Linked DNA regions of Homo sapiens: region 2 is linked to region 1. A link is a contact called in ENCODE Hi-C or POLR2A ChIA-PET data. All regions are on one chromosome and are shown on one strand. The core of a region is the stretch at or near the end of the contact, and the rest is flanking DNA. Distances in the headings are between cores, read along the strand shown.

Evidence for each region. Hi-C counts contacts between places; a loop is a spot of excess contacts on that map. ChIA-PET counts read pairs that join two places held with the same protein, here RNA polymerase II (POLR2A). Pooled maps may share reads with other maps.
Region 2: a pooled map shows a loop between it and region 1 (5-fold over the local background). The contact joins the promoter of GNAI2 here to the promoter of GMPPB in region 1. A Hi-C loop is called at or near these places in 3 of 37 single-sample maps with no recorded cell type and 11 of 50 pooled maps. POLR2A ChIA-PET finds 5 or more read pairs at or near these places in 2 of 52 experiments (PC-3 and activated T-cell).

Annotation. Positions count from the first base shown.
Region 1 is chr3:49,722,326-49,727,933 of GRCh38, reverse strand. GMPPB (GDP-mannose pyrophosphorylase B) reads left to right here and starts at 3,983. Exons shown (of 9, transcript NM_021971.4): 1 at 3,983-4,336; 2 at 4,462-4,542; 3 at 4,632-4,680; 4 at 4,820-4,962; 5 at 5,180-5,338; 6 at 5,424-5,502; 7 at 5,576-5,608. The coding sequence starts at 4,208. IP6K1 (inositol hexakisphosphate kinase 1) reads left to right here. Exons shown (of 6, transcript NM_153273.4): 6 at 279-3,640. The coding sequence ends at 812. RefSeq lists a silencer at 3,490-3,939 and an enhancer at 4,580-4,679.
Region 2 is chr3:50,233,283-50,238,676 of GRCh38, reverse strand. GNAI2 (G protein subunit alpha i2) reads right to left here and starts at 2,473. Exons shown (of 9, transcript NM_002070.4): 1 at 2,224-2,473. The coding sequence starts at 2,341. RefSeq lists enhancers at 1-152, 661-740, 2,595-3,205, 3,206-3,816 and a silencer at 2,266-2,725.

The sequences.
Region 1 (5,608 bases), core at 2,734-5,233:
ACATTGGGACAAATAAGACTCTTGCCTGTCAACAAGATGTTCCGATGTTGGAGGAGGGCTCCAAAGCTGGGGGCAGGGAACCCATAGGCCTGGTATTGCTTTCTCTTGGTTCTGCAATGGGAAAACCCAGGGTGAATGTGGCCTGCCTGGTTCCACTTAGATAGGTGAGCAGAAAAGCTCAGGTTGGTCAAAGTCCCTTCCAGACAGTGTTTGCCCAGGGCACTGTGAGCTCTTCAGACTTCCCTGGCACTCACCCTGTCTGCCTCCTGGGGTTTCAGGTGTACCAGCTGGACACAGGGCATTACCTCTGCAGGAACAAGTACTATGGCCGTGGGCTCTCCATTGAAGGCTTCCGCAATGCCCTCTATCAATATCTGCACAATGGCCTGGACCTGCGACGTGACCTGTTTGAGCCTATCCTGAGCAAACTGCGGGGCCTGAAAGCTGTGCTGGAGCGGCAGGCCTCTTACCGCTTCTACTCCAGTTCCCTGCTTGTCATCTATGATGGCAAGGAGTGCCGGGCTGAGTCCTGCCTGGACCGCCGGTCTGAGATGCGTCTCAAGCACCTGGACATGGTGCTCCCTGAGGTGGCGTCATCCTGTGGCCCCAGCACCAGCCCCAGCAACACCAGCCCCGAGGCGGGTCCCTCCTCTCAGCCCAAGGTGGATGTCCGCATGATTGACTTTGCACACAGCACATTCAAGGGCTTCCGGGATGACCCCACCGTGCATGATGGGCCAGACAGAGGCTACGTGTTTGGCCTGGAGAACCTCATCAGCATCATGGAACAGATGCGGGACGAGAACCAGTAGGCCCTGTTCTGGGCCCCCAGAACCCCTTCCTCTCCACTGCAGGCAGGGACCATTGTTCTGAACTTGCCGTGAGGACACACAGACTTGCTTTTAAAGGGTTATATTTCTCTTTGGTGTAAACTAAAAGAAATGTTTTTAGCTGTAGCCTGGAATCCATATATATAAAGTGAAGGAGGGCAGACCACACGCCCTCTCAGCCAGGCTCCTCAGCTTTGTGGCTCTGACTGGTGTGTCCAGGCTGCCTTAGGAAGGAAGAGGTGCCCCTGGTGGGCTTGGCAGCAGGGACAGGGTGCCCTTGGACATTGGTTTCTCTTGTCTAGATCTTTGAGATCTGTGGCTGCAGGGCCCTGCTGATTGTAAGGTAAAGCCCTGGGCTGGTGCAGGGCCCCTCCACGCCCACTCTTCCCTTGTTCCCCAGAAGTAGAGGGCTCTGGGTGCCCATTTCTTGGGGGCTTTCCAGTCTTATGCTGTGGGTGTCAGCTAGCTCTTTAATAGGTGCCCTCAGGGCACCACAGGGCTGACTGCACAAAGCTGGACCCATCCTTCGGTCTGACCTTAGCATGGGGCTAGATTAATGAAGCTGGGCTGAGGCCAACTTATGGCAGAGGGCGGCGCCTGGGTTCCCCAGGCACCTGTTGGCACGTGACAGGTTGGCACCTGTCCTATTCCTGAAACAGCCTCTCTCACCAAGTTCCCTTGCCTAAGAAGGCCACTCCCTCCCACCCCACTGAAGTGGGGGATAGTCGGTGTCCTAGCAGGCCTCAGGGCCTCTGGTGGCTCTGGCCCAGACAGTATTTGCAGTTCTTGTGCTATGGGTGGGAGTCTTCTTCCTCAAGTTTCGGCAGCTGTGCTGCTGCTGGATGGGCTGCTCCTCCCAGGGCTCAAGGGCTGTGGTCCGCTCAGGGTCTCATTTCCCCAGGCCAAGTTCAAGGCAGCAGCCCTTTGTGAGGCGCTCTTGGCCCTGGGCCTGGAGGGAGAACTTTAAGCTTTTTTGCTCACAGGGACGTGGTATGGGCCCTGGGTGCAGGTGCCCACATTCTGCTAATGAGAGCTTTGTCTGATCAGTCCTGGGTCCATCAGTTTGTCCATGTGTCCGGCTGCCAGCCCGTCCCTTGGGATCCTTCCCCTGGGGTGTAGCCTTGTTCATTAGTATATACTCATTCCTTCATGCTTTCCTCAGCAGAACACTTCCACTTCTGAGGTGAGCTTTTGCCCCATGCCCTTCCTCCACAGGTGTTGCCTTTTTATAAAGACCTGATAGCAGAATAAATTGGTGTTTCCCTGTTGACCCAGCACCATTTCTGTGGGCCTAGAATATGGCCCTCAACCCTTAGAGTGGGGCAGTGAGGGCTTGAGGAGTGACCCTTCCTTTCTCATGGTTTTAGTCATTTTGGCTGCCAGCCCTTAATGGCACAGATCTGCTGCTTCTAACAGATGGCCAGGAGGTGACACCGATTTCAGCCATTGCCAAGGTTAGCACCCTCTCCTTTGAGCCTAGGGCCACACTGTTCATTGTCACTTTAGGCAAGTGCCTGTTTGGCTTTAAAGGTAAGCCTGCCAGCTGTGAGAAGCCTTGGTAACTGATGGACTCATTTCCTGGTCCTTAAAGATGCAGCCTCTTAAGGGCTCCTTGATGGATGCCATCTCTCCTAGCCCCCAGCCCTGGTGCCACTGGTGGGCAGGTTCCCATTCTTTGGGGCTGGGAGGGACAGCTTGCCTGTTTCTGGTCACAAATTACAGTCTTCTCTCCTGTACCATTCTGTGGCTTCAGCCATGGGGGCAGTAGCCCTTCATTAGTGTAGATAGTCATTCCCTGGTAGGGTGGAGGGTAAGACATAGGGTCTGGAACTGTTTGGGACCTTTTGGGGATGTCCTGTGCCTCCCAGATTCCTCGATTCTGGGAGGAGAGGCTGCCGCATTCTGCTGCTCCTCACAGCGAGCAAAGCTGCACCCACTTACATTCAGTATTTTCCTGGCACTACAAAGAGTGGGAAGGCCTGGGATTTGCTGCTGCTCCCTTAGAGCAGGGCCCCTCTTTTCAGCACTTTGGACACCTGGAGACCCAGCCCTGTTATTTAATGGTAGTGGGCAAGTGTGTGTGCATACTGTCTGCCACTGCTTTCTCCCTGCCCCATGCCAGAGAGCCCTGTCCCTGCCAGGCCCAGCCTTCTTAGCCCCAACTTGGGAACAAAGTGCAACATGGGATCATGGGTTGGGGTGCTCAGGTGAGCCCTCTCTATAGTGCTTCCCTGGGCCAAGCTGACACCAGCCCCTGAGGGTGGGGTGGGACGGGTGGTGCTTAAAAGAGGAAGGGGACCAGTGTAGCAACTTGCCAGGGACCCCACCCCTCCCTCTCTGGGCCTGTGCAGTGAGCATGGGGATTCCCATCAAGGGGCCTGGCACCTGTGCTAGTTACGTAGCCGCTGCTCACGCGCTCACTCCTGACCACATGCACGTTCCCTAGATGCAGACTGCTTTGAACTTTAAAGCTGTACAATTTGGTTATGTTTGTGCTGACTTAAAATATATTTTAATGAGGAAAAAATAATGGAGAACCCTGGGAAGGACCTGGTTCTTTTGCTTCTCGGGGAACTGTAAGCCCTCGCGTTCTGGGAATCGCTCTCTGCTGCTCTTTCCTGGAAGCTAAGCCTGTCTCCACCGCCCGAGGCCTGCGCCGGTGGCTCCCGCCGCAGTTGCGTTTGCTTTGGACCTTGCGTGCGGGGGAGGGGGTGCTCGGTCCGAGCCCGCTCCTTTCTGTACACCTAGCGCTGCCCGCCCCGCTTGTGTCTGAGGTCGTGTATGTCAAAAATAAAGCCGCTAGAAACGGAGGCGAGTCTGTCTTTGTGAAAATCCCGTGGCCCGGGAGCCTTCCCTGGTCACCCTCGGGGCGAGGCCGGGGCCGTGGGGCGGGGCCGGCGGCTGCTGGACCGCGGCGAAGCAGGGAACAAGGCCTCGCCCTTGGCGCCAGTTCCGCCTTTGGATCCGCCAATGGCCAGCTGACCCGCGGGTCCCGGCCCGGGTCTCCATGGCAGCCCGGCGTACTCGGGCGCTCATTGGCTACGTCTGTCGCAGCGCTGCGCTCCAACGTTCCGACGCCGGCGGCCGTGCCACGTACGCGGCAGCCGATTGGCCCGCGGTGGTCGCGTCACTGCCCGCGCCGGGTCCGGCCTGAGTTCGGGGCCAGCAGCCGTCTACCCGGTGTCGCGTTCTGTGTTGTGGCGGCCCTGGATCCGGCGTCAGGGCGACCGGGCGGACGAGGTGGAGCCAGAGTCTGTCAGGCGGGTTGGTGAAGGGCGCGGGGCCGGGCACGGCGTTGGGAGTGCGCGGCAGGGACCGGCCAGGCGGGCTGCAGGCACCTCAGAGCCCGGGACACCCCCTCAACGTCCGCAGGCGCGATGAAGGCACTGATCTTAGTGGGGGGCTATGGGACGCGGCTACGGCCGCTGACGCTGAGCACCCCGAAGCCACTGGTGGACTTCTGCAATAAGCCCATCTTGCTGCACCAAGTGGAGGCGCTAGCCGCGGTAAGACCCTGGGTCGGGATCAGAGTCGCGTTCGGATCTGGCGGGACTAGGGATGGCCAGCGACTAGGGGTCAGGGGCTCCCGTACCTTCTGACTGAGCCCGCCCGTCGGCCTGCGTTCTGACAGGCAGGCGTGGACCACGTGATCCTGGCCGTGAGCTACATGTCGCAGGTGCTGGAGAAGGAAATGAAGGCACAGGAGCAGAGGGTGAGGCACAGACTCTTGGCCCTTATTCTCGGTCCCCGCCCAACTTCCCATCCTGGTAGAACCTGACTGGGGGGGCCTCTTCCTTCCAGCTGGGAATCCGAATCTCCATGTCCCATGAAGAGGAGCCTTTGGGGACAGGTCAGTAGAGGCAGAAAGGTCCCTTGGGGGAGGGTTTAAGGCCAGGAAAAGGGTAAGACCCAGCCTGGAGTGGGCCTGCTGAGCCTGAATCCAGGGACTCAGACCTCCAGCAAGGTGGTGACCTGTCCCCTTCCCCCAGCTGGGCCCCTGGCGCTGGCCCGTGACCTACTCTCTGAGACTGCAGACCCTTTCTTCGTCCTCAACAGTGACGTGATCTGCGATTTCCCCTTCCAAGCCATGGTGCAGTTCCACCGGCACCATGGCCAGGAGGGCTCCATCCTGGTAAGGCGCCAGGTCTTCTCTCTCTTGACACTTTCACCCTCCATGCCCAGCCTCCCATGCCCCCTAGCCTTCATCTGCCTTCGGATGTTATGGATACAGAGCTGTGCAGTATGTATCTTTAAGCACTTGGGGCAGAGTCTCTTGAGATCTGGAACGGCATGTGTATCAAGGCTTAGGAACACTGGACTAGGTCCGAGGTCCCCTTCCTTGCATTCAGGTGACCAAGGTGGAGGAACCCTCCAAGTACGGTGTGGTGGTGTGTGAGGCTGACACAGGCCGCATTCACCGGTTCGTGGAGAAGCCACAGGTGTTTGTGTCCAATAAGATCAACGCAGGCATGTACATCCTGAGCCCTGCAGTGCTGCAGCGCATCCAGGTGTGTAGGAGACAGCTGTTGGTGGGCTGGGGTGGGGCAGGCCATCACCGCCATGACCCTGCTCACAAGCTGCCCACTCCCACAGCTGCAGCCTACGTCCATTGAGAAGGAGGTCTTCCCCATTATGGCCAAGGAGGGGCAGCTATATGCCATGGAGTTACAGGGTGAGGCAGGGAGGCCACAGGGTGGGGGTGGTCTGTGGCTGGGCTGAGGCCCCTGATGCATCCCTCCCTACAGGCTTCTGGATGGACATTGGGCAGCCCAAGGACT
Region 2 (5,394 bases), core at 1,224-3,723, 510 kb before region 1:
CCCTTTGCAGCACACTGCAGGGTCTTTACTCCCAACCTACATCCCCAACAAGAACCACCAGGAGGCTCTTGTTCTCCCTCCCCATCCTGACCTGGGGCACTCCTTTGGCCAAAACCCAGGAAGCCCATTTCACAGAGTAAGCAAAGGCCAGAAGGCCAGGACCCCAGGGTGAACTTCCCAGGCTAGAAAGTGCTAAGCCAGACCCTGCACCCCTGGCTGCTGCCAGCCCAGTGTGGGAGGAGTTACCAGGTCTCACTTGCCTTAGCCCAAAAGGTGAGCTGGGCTCCAAGGAGCAGGCCTGGTGGGATGGGGGACCCTTCTGGTGTCGGGACACAAAACTAGCCAGAAGCCCTGCGTTCCCCCAGCTCTATGGTCCAGTCTTGCATTTCCTCGGCCACCACAGTAACTGCAATCGCCTGGGGAGAGGCTGTCTAGAGACTCCTGGCTGGGCACTGGGAGGCAGCGGTACCGGAAGTGCCCTCCCCAGGCCCGTCGGGCAGCAGCAGCAGCAGCGACGGGCATTCCGCCGCGTCGACACCCACTCACTGCCGCTGCCGCACTCACAGCAGAGACAGGAAGAGGCAAGCGCCCAACGCAAAGCAGCCCAGGAGGCTGGGCCGCCGCCCCTTCCCGCCCCTTCTCTTCCTCCCTGAGGCAGCAGCGAAGCGGATGCCATTTTGAAACCTCCAAGGCTGTGCCCCGGAGGCCGGGTCCGCAGGGACAGTCAACAGATGGCCCATAATGGACATACATGCTGTTCCTCGGCCACAGGTCCAGCACGAAAAGCCCTGCTTTTCACAGCCTGGGAGCCCTATGACAGTTCTGAAGTCGAGGGGCCACACCCCCCCATGCACTTCTCAGCCTACAACGGTGCTGCGCTGTTGCAAGGGCCTCCCTCCCCCCAACTCTAAAACCCCCAAATCAAAATTAGACTGCCACTGGGCACCACACCTACTTCCAGTGGGAAGCTGGATGGGGACAGCCAGTAGGCCCACCGTCTTTGCAAAAGGCCAGCTGGGATGCTCAGAGGCACCCTGGCCCACCCCCAGCTGGCCCCTCAACTCCTCATTCAGCTAGTCCACCATCCCCCTTCACAGGGTCCCAAGATCCAACAAGCCCCCCAACTCTCAGAGGCTACATCCCAGGCCTTGCAGCCCAGAAGGGGTGTGGGCAGCCCAGCACCTACTAGCAGATCTCCTGGGCTCACCCGCAGGGGCAGCAATATGTCGGCTGTCTCACCACTTCCACTTCCCCCCACTCCTCTAGCAGCCACCATCTTTTCTGGCCTTGGAGGCGGCCACAACCCTAACTCCTCCACTCTCTCTCCTACTTCCCAGACTGGCCTTCGAAACTGGAAAACATAGAGCCTCCTTGGGAAGCCTGAGGCCTGGCCCCCTCCCCCAGCGTGACCAGTGGAGCCTCAATCCAGCCCCGTGGGGGTTCTGCATAAGGCAGCCTAGGCCCTCTCCAACCCAGGGCTCCCGCCTCCTAGCCCAGCCCACTTGGTGCAGGAAGGGTGGAGGGATCTGGGGAAGGCCAGAGTGTAAGAGGACTTAGGGGAGGATCAGCAGAGGGTTTCGGGAGTGATGCCTGCAGAGAAGGATCTGGAGGGCAGGAAGCAGGGAGCAGGGCTCGCTGAAGGGGTTCCAGCTGGAGATGGGGCTCAAGAGCAGTTTCCCACTCGAGAGGTTCCTTGGGTCAGAGTGCACAGGTGGAGGATACAGATTCCAGACTAGGGATGGGGCACAGAAGGAGAAGGAGGGAGTGGGTGGGGGGCCTGGCAGGGGCCCCGCGGGATGCTCATGCCCAATAGGAATAAAAGGCGCAGGTGAGGAAAACAAGCGGAGCCTGAGGGTTGGGGAACAAGTGGCGGGCATCCTGGGGGTTTGGGCAAAGTGTAGGGAAGGATGGCGGGGCTCTGAAGTTCTGTGAAGCTAGTTAGCAAGGGGGGATGGCCAAGCAGGGCACTGGACCGCGGGTGTTGGGGCACTGTTGACTGGATTTGGAGGTCTGGGGTCTGGGATGAGACAGGGGTCTGGTCTAGAGTCTGGGCAGGATCAAAGGTCTAGTCCAATCTAGAGTTTTCAACCCTGGTCCTGGCCCAGGTGTGGGGTCCCAGACAGCCCGGGTCTGGGAGTTTGAAGCCCTAGTCTGGGAGGTCAAAGTCCTTGTCTGGGGATTCGAGCTGGGAATCAAGGATCCCAGTGCGGGACGCGGCCTCACCCAACAGCAGCAACTTCACCTCCCGCGCCGCCTTCTCTCCGTCCTCCCGCAGGTTCTTGTCGATCATCTTAGAGCGCTCGGCCGCCGCCTTGTCCTCGGCGCTCACGGTGCAGCCCATCCCGCCGTCCGCCGGCCCGGCCGCCGCCCGGCCCCCACACGGCCCACGGCCCGGCTCGGCCCCGCCCGACCCACTCCGCTCCCACCACCAGCCCTCTGCGGGAAGCACTCGGGTCGGCAGTTCCGAGCGACTGCGGGAGGCGCCTTCCCTACCGCCGCGCACCGACGGCGGGGCGGGCCGGGGGTGGGGCCTGGGCGAACCAAGCCTGTGACTGGGCCGGGGCGGGCTTGCAGGCGGGGCCAGAGGAGATTAGAGGCTGTTGATTGGCTCGAGGGCGGAGCGAAGGGGGAAGTTAGGCGCAGCCCAGGCTCGGGCCTGGGCTGCAGGCGGGGCCACGCGGAGAAAAGGCAATAGGGGTGGTTCCAAACCCCGGGACCCGGCACTGGGCGGGCTGCAGGCGGGACCGGGCTGTGATTGGGTGCGGAGCGCCGGGAGCTCTGTTGCTGGACAGCCGGGAGGGCGGATCTGTTAACCCGAGGGTGGGGATCCGGTGCCCTCGAGGGCAGAGCAGGAACCAGCCCTCTGAGCTTCTGCGAGTTGGGCGAGTTAGGTGGAGGAGGCGTGTCTTTGTCATTTGTTAAAGTTAATGAGTCCAGTAAACTTGTTTTGGGATCTACGAACTCGGGAGCCTTTCTGGACTGCGGTTTTCTCAGTCTTAAGGCGGGTTTACCGCCTTCTCCCTCTGGGTTGCAGCTAGTCGAAAAAGGAAAAAAAAAGGCCGGGCGCAGTGGCTCACGCCAGTAATCCCAGCACTTTAGGAGGCCGAGGCGGGCAGATCACTTGAGGTCAGGAGTTCTAGACCAGCCTGGCCAACATGGTGAAACCCCATCTCTACTAAAAATACAAAAATTACCCGGGCGTGGTCGTGGGCGCCTGTAATCCCACCTGCTCAGGAGGCTGAGGCGGGAGAACTGCTTCAACCCGGGTGGCGGAGGTTGCAGTGAGCCGAGATCGCGCCATTCATTGCACTCCAGCTTGGGCGACAGAGCAAGACTCCGTCTCAAAAAAAAAAAAAAAAATTGGTTTCCATCTTTACACCTTTGCCTAGGCTGTCTCCTTTAGCTGGGTGGCTTCTCATATCCATCCTTCCCCAATCTACCGGGAGGCATTCTTCGGCAGGCAGCCATCCTGGACTCCAATCTGGGACCAGGCAATCAGGACCCAAGGGAGAAAGGGAGAGAGGATGAGAGGGTGGAGAGGGAGGAAGAGAGGAGGGCGGGCAGGCAGGGTGAGGGGGTTGGGAGGGAAGAAAGAGGAAGAAGTTGCCACTGGACTTCTAGAAACAAAAGTGGCCATGATCTTATGACCTGTCTCTTCCATGGCCTGTCCACGTCTGGAGGTGGCCATGATCCCACATCCCACCCTCCTGTGGCCTGTCCCCACTGGGCAATGGCTGCAACCCTATGGCCAGGCAAAGGTGGGGTGGAAGCAGCAGTGTTTCTAGCTGAACATTTCAAGTCTTTCTGATCCTGTGCTCCAGGAGCAGCCCAGAGCCCCACCCTCGATTGGACATTTGAAGGGTCTGCCAAAAATTAACCACGAAGGCATTTTGTGTGACCCCAGTGCCATGAGGCTAGGAGGCCCCAGCCCAAAGGGAAGGCCCCTGAAGCAAGACAGGGTGCTTGCCACCAACAGCCCGGTGTTTAGCATAAACCCCTTCCTTAGAACCTTGGTACACATTTTGGCTGGGCATGGTTGCTCATGCCTATAATCCCAGCAACTCTGGGAGGCTGAAGCAGGCAGATCTCTTGAGGTCAGGAGTTCGAGACCAGCCTGACCAACATGGAGAAACCCTGTCTCTACTAAAATACAAAAAATTAGCGGGGTGTGGTGGTGGGCACATGTAATCCCAGCTACTTGGGAGACTGAGGCAGGAGAATCACTTGAACCCAGGAGGCGGAGGTTGCAGTGAGCTGAGATCATGCCATTGCACTCTAGCCTGGGCAAGAGTGAAACTCCATTTCAAAAAAAAAAAAAAAGACCGGGCACGGTGGCTCACGCCTGTAATCCCAGTACTGGGAGGCCGAGGCGGCAGATCACGAGGTCAGGAGATGGAGACCATCCTGGCTAACACGGTGTATTTTGTACTAAAAATACAAAAAATTAGCCGGCGTGGTGGCGGGCGCCTGTAGTACCAGCTACTCAGGAGGCTGAGGCAGGAGAATGGTGTGAACCCAGGAGGCGGAGCTTGCAGTGAGCTGAGATTCTGTCTCTGCACTCCACCCTGGGTGACAGAGCAAGACTCCGTCTCAAAAAAAAAAAAAAAAAAAAAATCAGCTGGGCGTGGTGGCACGTGCCTGTAATCCTGGTTACTCAGGAGGCTGAAACAGGAGAATCACTTGAACCTGGGAACTGGAGATTGCAGTGAGCTGAGATCACACCACTGCACTCTACCCTGGGCAACAGAGCAGGACTCCGTCTCAAAAAAAAAAAAAAAAAAAAAGAACCTTGTTACACATTTTGTTCCAGCTCCCAATCCCCAGGCTGGCTGTTCTCCCTGGAGTGTCTGCATATCCCTATCTGAATGTCTCTCTTGTTGAGGGGTCATTGGCCTGGAAGTCCTCCAATGACTCCCTCAGGCCCCCCTCCTGTCCTGAGACATAGGATATGATGTCCCATGTCCACCACTGCTCTGAAGCTCAAGCAGGCCCTGCCATGGGCATGCAACATGTTGAGGACACATAATGTCCACCAGGGCCACAGATATGCTGTAGACACCCACACATAGGTCAGTCTCCAACATGCCTCAGATCCACAGAACACACTCTACAAAAATGGGTACACATGGCCAAGAATACAATCTGTCCACGCACAGACTACAAACTGGCTTCCAAGGTGGGACCCTCCCCTTCCCTCTACCTGTCACCCTGCCCCAGGCTTGAGAGCTGATCCTCGCTCCTCTGGCCTCTCTAGCCTGCTCCTAGCAACAGCCAACAGCTCTCACAGTTGCCAGGCAACAGGGAGAACCTGTCAGCCCCTTGGAGGCCCAGCTCTCAGTAGGTGGGCGCAACACAGACCCCAATCTATGGAGGCAGGGCAAGATGGGGCTACTG